Linked DNA regions of Homo sapiens: region 2 is linked to region 1. The links are chromatin contacts, found by Hi-C or POLR2A ChIA-PET in ENCODE. All regions are on one chromosome and are shown on one strand. The core of a region is the stretch at or near the end of the contact, and the rest is flanking DNA. Distances in the headings are between cores, read along the strand shown.

Region 1 (5,795 bases), core at 2,445-4,944:
ATCCCAAACTTCATCCTATCATTGGTTTCTGGATAGATTATTTATTGCCCTTGAAATTCAGCAGAAGGGGGCTGGGTGCAGTGGCTCACACCTGTAATTCCAGTACTTTGGGAGGCCGAGGTGGGCAGACCACCTGAGGTCAGGGGTTTGAGACCACCCTGATGAACATGGAGAAATCCCATCTCTACTAAAAATACAAAATTAGCCGAGTGGGGTGACGCATGCCTGTAATCCCAGCTACTTGGGAGGCTGAGGCAGGAGAATCGCTTGAACCTGGGAGGTGGAGGTTGCAGTGAGCCAAGATCGTGCCATTGCACTCCAGCCTGGGCAACAAGAGTGAAACTCCATCTCAAAACAAAACAAAACAAACAAACAAAAAAAGAAATTCAGCGGAATGAGGAGTCTTAAAAACCTAAAAGCTAGAAGGGGTTTTATTGGATTATCTAATCTAACCTCTGGATTTTACAGCAAAAGACATTGACATTGGGCCTTAGTTCAAAGAATGACTAGAGGTAGAGCCAGTGGAATTTCTCCTAACCCAACGTTTGTGATCTTTTCATTACATCATCTAAGCAGAACCTGTAGGGGTTAACTCTGAGAATTGGGGATGATGCTTGTGATAATGCAGCAAAAAGTAATGTCTAAATGTAAGATATTATTTTGAGATGAGAACACCGAATGGGGATGGAAGACAGGAATCTTCACCATGTGTGAATGTACAGGAAACAACCAATAAATGCCTTAATTCTTGTTCTGTAAAAACTTACATGTAAGTAAAAGATCGCCGAAATTGATCTGAACTCTGTTACTGCCACAAACTTTTATCAGCAAATGGAGATTAGGATGTTCCCACTGCCAGATGGTATATAGGAATATGGTTGAATGTGGACTGTTATCACAGACTGTCTGGTTTCAAAGGTGGGCTCTGTCACTCAATATAGTTGTGTGACTTAGTTAAGTTTGTACCACTTACAAAACTTCTTCCTTGGGTCAAGCTACTCAATTTTACTTGCTTCTGTTGCCCAATATACAAATTACAGTAGTAATACATACTCCATAGGGTTATTCTTAGGCTTAAAGTAGCCAGTATTTGTGAAGTTATAGGAACACTGTTTAGCATATAGTAAACACATGTGTTATCTGTCATTATTATTACTTGCTTTTCTGTTGCAAAGACTAAAAGCTATTGTTTTGGAGTAGGGAAATTTCCATTTAAAATTCCATTGGCTAGGTTAGCGGTATCAGTTGATTTAGCAAGGAATTAAGAGATGAAAAGGAATTATTTCTTTCGTGGTGGCTTCATCTTTATCTGTATCCACTATAAAATTCGTAAAGTGGGCGTTATTTGCTTTACACAGACCAGAAAACAGGCTACAGAAGGTAACTGCTTGGCCAGAAATGGGTTGAGTCAGTCGTGGCTTATGGCACAAACTACATTTGAGTCTACAAAGCAATAGATGAAGGTCTTCGCCAAGTGAAGACTTTTTGGACTTGGAAAGTTCACACACTTCCAGCGCTCTATAAGAAGATAGGGTGGGGGAGTTGGAGGAGAGGACCCACATCCCTCTTCCAGCCTAGGACCAACTTGGCCCAGAGGCCTTTTCCCATGCCGCCCAAGGCTCGCTGAGAAATCTGGCTCCACACAGTGGGAGAACCCAGGGTCAGGCTTACTGTGAGTGAGGCCGGCCCAGTCTTTCCCGAGCCTTCCTCAGGGAGACCTGGGGGTATCTCACTTCCCTGCGGAAGTCTGTGGAGTTTAATTTGTAAATTTGTGCCGAAACTACACTTTTGTGTCAAAGAGCAAGGACGGCCAAGAAGCGGCAACACGAATAAGAGCGCAGGGAAATGGGGCCTGCGAACGACCTCGGCCTCGGGAACTCCCACAGTGCCGCCCCACGCGCGACGCCTACCCGAGAACAGCCACCCGCCTCCGCTCCCGGAGGAGGCGTGGTCGACCAGCACCGCCATCTTGGCCGCCTCTCTAGGCGCTCTGTTTACCACTCTATGGTCGCCTGCTCCCGCCCCGCCCCTTCCCAGTCATTGTCTGGAGGAGCAGCCGCGGCCGCAGCTCCTTCTCTTTATAAGCCCGCAGTTCCCGGATGTGAATGGATTACAATGTATCTTTCAGGGAAACCTATTATTATCAATGTGACTCCACGGGGGAGTCCATGGTGATGATGATGAGGAGGAGGATGATGATGATGAGACACCTCTAAACTTGGAACAAGTTTAAGACTTTATGAGAGAAGAAAAAAAATCACCAACAAGAATTGTTTGAGGAAAAATTATAACTATCCTGTGTTCATTTTTTTTTTTATAAACAATAAGAAAAAGTTGTTGGATTTTTTTTTAATGATTTCTTTTTTGGGGGAGGGAATTTTGTTGCAGTTTTATGGTGGAAAATGCAAAAACCAGAGCCAGGTGCATAATCTTGTAATCTGTGGATATCCCTGGAGCAGGACTGAGTACCAGTTAAAATACTTTTTGGGGATACACATGTGAGATACTAAGTACTTGCAGAAGATTTTTGTCTCTCTTTTTAAAGTCTCTTTCCTTGGAATATTGTGAGAATATTTGTGGCCATTTAAGGTAACGTTTCAATTTGCCGTCAGAGTAAACTGTTTGTAATTGAATTTAATTTTTAAAATGTCGATCCCGATGTTTTATTAAAACAAAAGGGACAACCTATTAAATAATTGCCAATGGGAAAAAGTGTGTGCATGCATTTTGTGTATGTACTCGCACATCTAGCAATACCAGGATTTGTAGAATGTGTGTTTTTTTTTTCAAACACACGTTAAAATAGCTTATGTTGCATATACCGGATAAAGCACGCTTGTTATTACGAAACGATAGAATTATGAAGCTTAAATTTTATCCTAAAAAGTGATGTGAAAAAGTATGTTTTAAGAGCATGCAGGGCCTATAATGGTAAATGTTGAATTAAAAACTTACAGTGCTGGCGAACAGGGACTTAGCGTGCCTAGGAACTCAAGTGCAAAAACAAAACAACATCCACCCCCAAAAATTGCCCTTTTTTTTTTTCGAAGTTTGCAGTTATACTATTCTGTGACTTAAAAGGGAGGGGAAAGAAAGTATGCAATTCAGATTTCGCCCCCAACGCAAAACTACCGAAACGAAAATCTCCCCAGGAAAATGTGGCTTGATTTATAGACGAAAAAGAAAAATATTGTTCCTCTTGGCAAAGTCTTTTTGCATCACGTGTATTTGCAGCCTAGTATAAACTTGCTTTGCCGTGTGTGGATGTGTGAGTGAGAGGGAACGAGAGTAAGAGAAAGAAAGAAGTGAGGGGATGTAAACTCGAATAAATTTCAAAGTGCCTCCGAGGGATGCAACGGGCAAAAACTGAACTGTTCAGGCTTCAGATTGTAACTGACGATCTGAGGAAAAATGAGGTGCTCGATGAATTTTCGTTTGTATTTTTTGGCGAGGCGGGGGAGGTGTTGAGATTTTTTTTTTTTCCCCTCGGGGTGGGTGCGAGGGGGATGCATCCTAGCCTGCCCGACCCGGAGCAAGTCGCGTCTCCCCGCCGGAGCCCCCCCACCCATTTCTTTGCTGAACTTGCAATTCCGTGCGCCTCGGCGTGTTTCCCCCTCCCCCCTTCCCTCCGTCCCCTCCCCTCCCCGGAGAAGAGAGTTGGTGTTAAGAGTCAGGGATCTTGGCTGTGTGTCTGCGGATCTGTAGTGGCGGCGGCGGCGGCGGCGGCGGGGAGGCAGCAGGCGCGGGAGCGGGCGCAGGAGCAGGCGGCGGCGGTGGCGGCGGCGGTTAGACATGAACGCCGCCTCGGCGCCGGCGGTGCACGGAGAGCCCCTTCTCGCGCGCGGGCGGTAGGTACCGGCGCCTGCGGGGCTCGGCGGGGCGGAGGCGCCCGGCGGCGCGGGGTTCGGGCTCGGCGGCCCCGCACGCGGCTCCGCGCCTCCCGCGCCGCGGGCTCCCGGCGCCCGGCGCTCCCAGAAGAGACACCCCTTCCCCTCCCGCCGCTTCCCTCCCCCTCGCCGCCAGCCCCCCCGCCCCTCCCCTTGATGCCCCCTCGGAGGGACCGAGGACTTTGCCAGGGGCCTGACTTTAATTTTTATAACCCCTTTCTTTCACAAATTAGGGTGCTGGACAATTAGAGGACCCGACCCTCCACTCCGCTCCCCCCAACCCTGTCACCCCACCCCTCCCCCTTTGGACGTGTTTTCACTCCAGAGACGCTCATCTTTAATTTCTTGATAGCTACTTTGAAAAGCGGAGGGGAGTGGTGTGTGCGAGTGTGTGTGCGTGTGCGAGTGTGAGTGTGCGAGGGGGGTGGGGTGCAGGGTGGGGGGAAAGTTGAGATCGGATCGTTCTCAGTAGTTTCTCTTTTCTCTGTGATCCATTCATTTCTCGCTCTACCTCCTGTTGCATAAAATGATGCGCTGAAGAGCGGCTTTTTTTTTTTCTTTCCCTGATTTGGTTTTATAGTGGATGTTACCAGTTTGATCGTCTCTTTGGAAATACAATATCGCTTTTTTTTTTTTTTTTTTTTTTTTTTTTTTTTTTTTTGCTATTGCTGCCTATTCCATCTTAAAAAAACAAAACCAAACCCAACCCAACAACAAGTCTCCCATCCCTTCCTCCTTTCCACCTTAATCCCACCCGCCCCCACGTCCCCACCCCCAACCCCCCAGTCTCCAAAAATCCGATTGTGTTTTCTCCAAGGATTGGGACTGGATTTTCTGATTGCGGTTATTTCCATGTTTCTAGGTTTGTGTGATTTTGCTAAAATGCATCACCAACAGCGAATGGCTGCCTTAGGGACGGACAAAGAGCTGAGTGATTTACTGGATTTCAGTGCGGTAAGAAAGAACGGTGGAAACTAACAACAGCTGTGAAAAAAACAAAACAAAAACCCAAACACTTCAGCTAGAAACCAGTAGGAATCTAAAGGACAGTAATAATTTTTAATTGGCTGAATCCTTGGTAAATATGAAGGTCTTTTTGACAAGTTTTTAACTATAATTTTGTGGTGTGATGGAAGATTCAGGCTTTTTTTTTTTTTTGAGTTTTATTACTGGCCTTCAATTCCCTACCCACTGATTACCCCAAATAATGGAATCTCACCCCAGTGGAAAGCAAAAATAGACACCCCTAAAACTAAACCACCCCTAAAACTTGGCCATGTCTGAACACTGAGACTACTAATACTTTGCACACTACTCTTCGTTTTATTTATTGTTTTTGGAAATGGAAAATAGAAAATAGGAGACCCAGTTGTCTCTTTAAAGTTTTAAGCTAATGATGCTTTGGATTGGTAGGACCTGTTCCTTACATCTTACCTCCTAGTTACATCTTTTCCTAGGATTCTTAAAACTAGTATGGATATGCTGAGCATACATTCTTTAGAACCTTTTGGACTGTTTTGGTAAATTTCGTAGTCGTAGGATCAGCACAAAGCGGAACTTGACACACTTGTGGAGTTTTACGGCTGTACTTGGTCCTTCTCCATCCCTTTGCTTCCTTTTCCTAAACCAAGTCCCAGACATGTCAGGAGAATGAATTCATTTTTAATGCCAGATGAGTTTGGTGTAAGATGCATTTGTAAAGCAAAATAAAAAGAATCCACAAAACACACAAATAAAATCCAAACCGCCTTCCAAGTGGGGCTCTTTCATGCTGCTGCTGCTGCTGCTGCTGCTGCTGCTGCTGCTGCTGCTGCTGCTGCTGCTGCTGCTGCTGCTGCTGCTGCTCCTCCTCCTCCTCCTCCTTCTCCTCCTCCTCCTCCTCTTCTAGACCTTCTTTTGGAGAAATGG
Region 2 (5,795 bases), core at 2,394-4,893, 610 kb before region 1:
TTTTATTGCTTTTATATCCTTTGTAGTCTTCACAGATTCCATTTTCTGTTGCTATGTAACAAATGTCCCAAAACTTAGTTGTTGAAACAATGCTTATTTTATTATCTCTTATGATTCTGTGAGTTGACTGGGCTCAGCTGTGTGGTTCTTCTGCTTCATGGATGTGGGCTGGATGGAGCCTTGACTTAGCTGGACATCCAAGATAGCTTCTTTACATAGCTGGCAGCTGGTGCTAGCTTTGCTGAGAATTCTGTTGGAGCTGTTGGGCAGAGGGCCTCTGTTCTCTTCTGTATGACCTCTTTAGAAAATTTGGGCTTCTCATGGCATGGCAGCTAAGTTTCAAGAGAAAGCACTCTAAGTGGAATTCAGCAAAACTGAAAGCTGCAAATCTTAAGGCCCAGCTCCAAAGATAAACAGTGTCACATCTGTCAGATGCTATTGGTTAAAATGTGTCACAGGGACAACCCAAATTCAATGTGGTAAGGCTATGGTTCACTGGGGCTCAACTTCAGGGACTAGCTATTAAACATATTAAACAAGTTTACTTCCACAAATAAAGTTTATTCTATGAATAAATCCCTAATTTATGAGGGGATCACACAAGTGGCTCAGCATTTAGTTTGTCTGTCTGTTGGTTCCAGTTCTAGTCTCTGGTCTCTTAACTTACTTTCTGTGACTCAATCCTTCCTAGATATCAGATTCAGTTGCTGGTCTCTGCCGCTTTACCTCAGTGCCTCTAGTTGGTTACCACCATATACCACCAAGTTTTTTCTTTCATGCAAGCAGCCTAAACCATCCTTGGGTATTTTCCTCTTTCCCTGTCTCTCTCCATGCTGCCTCCCTACTTGCTTGGCTTCCTCTTATTCACCAAAAAGTCTGATATCTCCCTATGGGATCTATTTGACTTGTACCCAATCATCAGTCTGACCTGTCTCACTGTTGCCTGAGTTCCAATAATGCAGGAGCTTTGCTCAGAGGCTGAAGTTGCCTAAATCTTGTATCAGTCTGAGTGGGGTTATCACTATTTCTGGTTTATTCCTAATACAATTTAATTCTGAGGACAATAAATCTGGTGCTCTTTGAGTTGTTAGGCCATATTTGCTATTTATTTAGTTGAGCGGAGTCCCTGGGTCCCCTCCCCAGGGCCCAGTTGGCTATGCTGAAGTAGATACATAAGTTAATGCTCTTACCTCTGTAGCAATATTCCCCTAGCACCTTATTTATGTTGACTCTGGCATGTCAGCTTATAAAACCAAAGAACCTTTGCAATAAAATAATCTTGCAGAGGTCAGCCATACCTGTAACACTGGTCCTTTTTCACAACTTTTAGAATGTCCACCATCTCAAAGAACATTAGCATTCTGTAACACAGACTCCTGGGTCACGTCGATTCATCTTATTTCATTCTCTTCCAAAAGAAATAGAACATGGGTTGGCATAAGGTGGATGTCGAATGTTTATGTAATGACATAGTTATTTTAAGATTCCTGACTAGGAAGCAGCTTGTTGCTGCTAAAAAGCTTAAAAGAACACCCCAACCTGCCAGGACAGTCTATTAACAAAATGTCATTTTAGTATGCATGATGTCTGTGTGTGTACCTTTAATTACTGAAGTCACAATTTATTAATAGGTTTGTTTAGCCACATGTTCTGGACAGGTCCCAGTTGGAATGAGTGCATTTTTCCTGCTGAAATTATCCCAGTTCCAGCCTACTGAAAGCAGAATAATCAGCTAATCCTGATTTTTTTTGTGGTCCACTCAGATAACCAGTAAATGTTTAACAGATTATGAACTGAGGGTCCACTAATAAACATGTATTTTCTACAACAGTGATTCCACATAGTAGGTAATGCATATTTATTGATTTGTTTTGAATTCTGACCTGATTCATTGGTAATTCATCACTTGTATAATTATGGCATTGTACGCTAATAATAGTACAATATTTTAAGTGTTGAGTATGTGTCAGACACTATCCGAAGTGTTTTTCATGTATTATCTCATCTGATCCTCACAAACTTATCAGATGGTTTATGTACTATTATTATCCTCTGTTTAAAGACAAGGAAACTGAGGCACAGAGGGATTAAATGACAGTACCATGGGCACTGACAATGCCTCTGCCTTGCCTGATGTAATTTAGCAATGAAAACTCAATTCAAATTGCACTGCAGTCTCATCATAAGGAACTTTATTCTTCCTTTCCAGTAGCTATAGAGAGAGGTAGGTTTGAAGAAACAGGAATGAAATGAGCAGGAAAGGTGACATACGACTAAAGAAGTTTATGAACTCTTCTTATGTACTCTCTCTGAGAGGATACAGGCTGATAAACTTATACGTGTACAGATGTGTATATGTATACTTATACATATATTCAGTGTTCATAATACTTATACGCACATGCAAGTGTATTGATGTTACAGATTGTGTGTGTATTGATGTTACAGATTATGTGTGTGTATGTGTATGTGTACACCAATCCACTTGCAAGTGTGTATAGGTATTATAAATACACAAAAAGCCCTGCCAAAAATAGGAAAATATTTAAAGATTATAAAACTTTCCCTAAATAAAGGAGGCTGGCCCTTAGTAAGCCAAATGTAGGATTCTAAGGGTTTGTAATCAAAACAAATGAGACTCACTCAAACGTCCTTGAGAAAGCTTCAGACATTGGGACCTTGGTTTTATGCCTCCATGAAGCTGGCCTGGAGGTATCTATGGTCTCTTTCAACTGTGACATTTTTGTGAATTTATAACTACAAGGGAAATTGAGAACAGCATACCACCTTTACCTGGGGAGGGAGTGTTTGCATTGCTTTTCTAAAGCAAAGTCTATGACTTTGGTGGCTCTGGAGAGCTCTAGATATTTTTTCCACTTTGAAAAAGCTGAAAGAGTTACCTCTTCAGCTTTTTGGCAACACCTGTTTCTATATATGGGACACCTACCAATGCTATTTGTATATGGAGACATGGTTTTTATGTCTGTACTGTGTGTGCTCCAACCAGCATCCTTTGCCTATCGCTGCTACTTGTGTATTGCAGTCACCCTCTCTTCAGCTTTAGTTAGTCCTATATTCCATCATTGTCTGCACAGTGGCCTTGTCACAGCCCACCAAGCACTGAGGATCCCCTTCTGGTGTCACAAGTGACTGGATTATTTCGCCTTAAATATTATTCATGTAGCTGCCTCCATGGTAGGGGAGAGGGGGCACCTACTGAGAGTCAACTGTATCTTCTACATTTCTCTGTCCAAAATTCTTGGTAGAAATTGACTTGACTCAACTGCCTCTGAAAAGAAGGAACAGAAAGCCCATCTATCTATGCTATTTGCTTTGGTAGTATTAGGTATCAGTACTGTTACTTAGTTTAAAAGTTCCCAAAAACATTAATGCCAAATTGTTAGGCCATGAAAGCCTGAGAGAATGAATATGTTCAACCACCAGCCCTCATAAATGCTCAAAATAATAACATTGTGCTCTAATCTCTAATTTTTGCATGAGCTTCCATAGCAAAACTTCTTCAAGTTCTTTTCAAACCCTGCTTTCAGTTCTTTGACTAACCCTCTGGGGTCTCTTGGATTAAATGAAAAATAAACAGCACAGAGTAAAATCATACACACTGGAATCCAAGTGCTTCCTGTGAACAAGGATTAATTCTGTTGAATTGCTCACAGGACTACTACAGTTCTGTTGTTCTTTGAAAATAAACAGGCTGCAGTGAGCTATGATGGCACCACTACATTCCAGCCTGGACAACAGAGCAAAACCCTGTCTCAAAAAAATAAATAAACAAATAAATATGTTATGTGGAAGCAAGAGATCTGGAAGCATTGTCGGAAGTATTGAAGTGTAGCCTAGGAAGCAGTGAGAGGTCAGCTCAAGATTGACTCATCTTTCTCAGGCTACATTCCTCTAGGCTGAGAGCAGACCTAAGAGGAAAACACAATTGCATGTTTGCTTTTGGAACACAGATGGACAACATATAGCCATATGTCTTTATTAGCAGCCATTGTGAAGCAGCTGGAAGTGGAGCCAGGAAAGACTGTCATTACATTTCATTACCTGTCCTAGGACAGGGTATATGATTCTGGCACAAGTGCACGGCTTGGAAAGAGATGTCAGAGATAGACATTACATGAGTGTGTGGTCAGCCCTTCTGACATGGAAACTTTATTCCTTTCTCTAGATTTGGGAAGGGCATTAATCAAGATCTTGGTGGGAGAAACTGCTGCTGTTTACCAAAGCACCCTCTGCGCTGGTCCTGTTTCCTGTTATTGGGTCATGTTCTGCAATTCATATTTTATTGTTTAAGCTGAGGCAGGGCCAGGGCAGTCACGGTGTGACTTTTTCACTAGGCGTCTCATTGTGATTATTTTCCTGTTCTGATAAGGAAGTTGAACCTGAGGCAAATGTCTGGCTGCTCTATAGATTCCCAGCTTCCATGGGATATCCCTGGAATTAATGGTAAAGAAGCAGTGGGCATTGAGAGTTACCACTGACCCCCTTGCAGCTGTCATCATGAATTGGCTCTTCTCTTTTCACCCTGATGGTGGGACATAGGTGGGCGTGAGTTTACTGGGCACATGGTCAGAATGAGCGTGGGGCTCGCCCAGTACAATATTATAAAGTTTCTCCTTTGTTTCCTCATCCTCTAATTTTAGAACTCCCAGCTTCCAGGCCCACACAGTTTTGCTGATCACGAATGAAATCTTGAAGAACATCCATCTCTTGTGTGAGTAGGAAGAGAATTTATTAAAAGTTATTCATGTCAAAGTGCTAGTAATTTTAGTCCTTTTCAGGAGCATTTAAATTTTTGAGGAGGCTATCAGGAAAGGGCAATGATGATTGCAAAGGATCATTCAGTAGTGATCAAATTTTAGGCCCTGCAAAGAGAGAGAATGTTTATTCAGAATAGGTCCCACCCTGATTAGATGGCTAACTGCTTTGCTTACAAAACCAATCATGAAGTATAGGACTGAGAATTGTCTTTTCTTAATTTTGTACTTTTCATCTCCCTTTTTATTTATACTTCACAGCCACATTTCTGCTCTACTTAAAAAAAAAAAACATAACAAACAAACAAAAACTGGAAGCCAACAATGGAAAAGAGGGACCAGGAAGACAAGAAGTGAACATCTTAAAGAAAGATATTAAGTGTCTAAAGGCATGAAGATGACTTGTGTTTATTTGGGAATAATCTAGATGCTTTGCACCTGGAGCAGAAAGAACACAATTAATGGTGAAGGACTTGTCCAAATGATGAGAAAAAATTCACAATGTGGGCCCACTCTACATCTCTGAAAGGAAGAAGTCAGCAAACATCCCTAAGGGCCTACCTTTCAGCTATTTGTTTCACTTACTCCACTTAAAAATTTCCAAGGGACATGAACAGAGACAAGATCTATTTTGAAAGTGCAATTTACACTCTCAAGGTGTCCTATGTTAGCTAGCACGTTAGTGAAAAATAAGCCAACCGGTAGGAAAGAAGATGACAATGAAACAAGGGAGAGTGTGGGCATAGATATTAATATTAAATGGGTCAGGTTAAAGTTAAATTAATTCACTGTCTTTTATGCTGTATGTTAAACTGGCAATCCATGAAAGTTAGATGCACAGAAATAATGTTCAGTCTTTCATTCAAAGTTTCCACAGCATTTCATCTAGGTAAAGACGTTACACCTAATATATGAACTTTTTTAAAAAAAGGAAAGAAGACCTGTGCTTTAAAATAAATGTTTCTTTTTTTCTCATTATAAAATAATACCACACACTCCTTTTAGAAAAACAATAAGGAC

The links. Hi-C counts contacts between places; a loop is a spot of excess contacts on that map. ChIA-PET counts read pairs that join two places held with the same protein, here RNA polymerase II (POLR2A). Pooled maps may share reads with other maps.
Region 2: a map of endothelial cell of umbilical vein shows a loop between it and region 1 (17-fold over the local background). The contact joins the enhancer-like site here to the promoter of TCF4 in region 1. A Hi-C loop is called at or near these places in 1 of 168 maps with a recorded cell type or tissue (endothelial cell of umbilical vein) and 5 of 50 pooled maps. POLR2A ChIA-PET finds 5 or more read pairs at or near these places in 2 of 52 experiments (BJ and MCF 10A).

The regions. Positions count from the first base shown.
Region 1 is chr18:55,586,091-55,591,885 of GRCh38, reverse strand. It overlaps TCF4 (transcription factor 4), which reads left to right and starts at 3,694. Exons shown (of 20, transcript NM_001083962.2): 1 at 3,694-3,848; 2 at 4,750-4,841. The coding sequence starts at 4,770. LOC105372126 (a long non-coding RNA gene) reads right to left here and starts at 1,987. Exons shown (of 3, transcript XR_935479.3): 1 at 1,911-1,987. RefSeq lists an enhancer at 1,880-2,109.
Region 2 is chr18:56,198,604-56,204,398 of GRCh38, reverse strand. No RefSeq gene overlaps it. Among named protein-coding and RNA genes, the nearest start is that of LINC03069, 10 kb to the right of the region's middle. Within about 2 kb of position 3,643, at least 3 of the 41 ENCODE cell types and tissues checked have a DNase peak (open chromatin) inside an H3K27ac peak, as active enhancers do; they include endothelial cell of umbilical vein, where a contact is called at or near this core.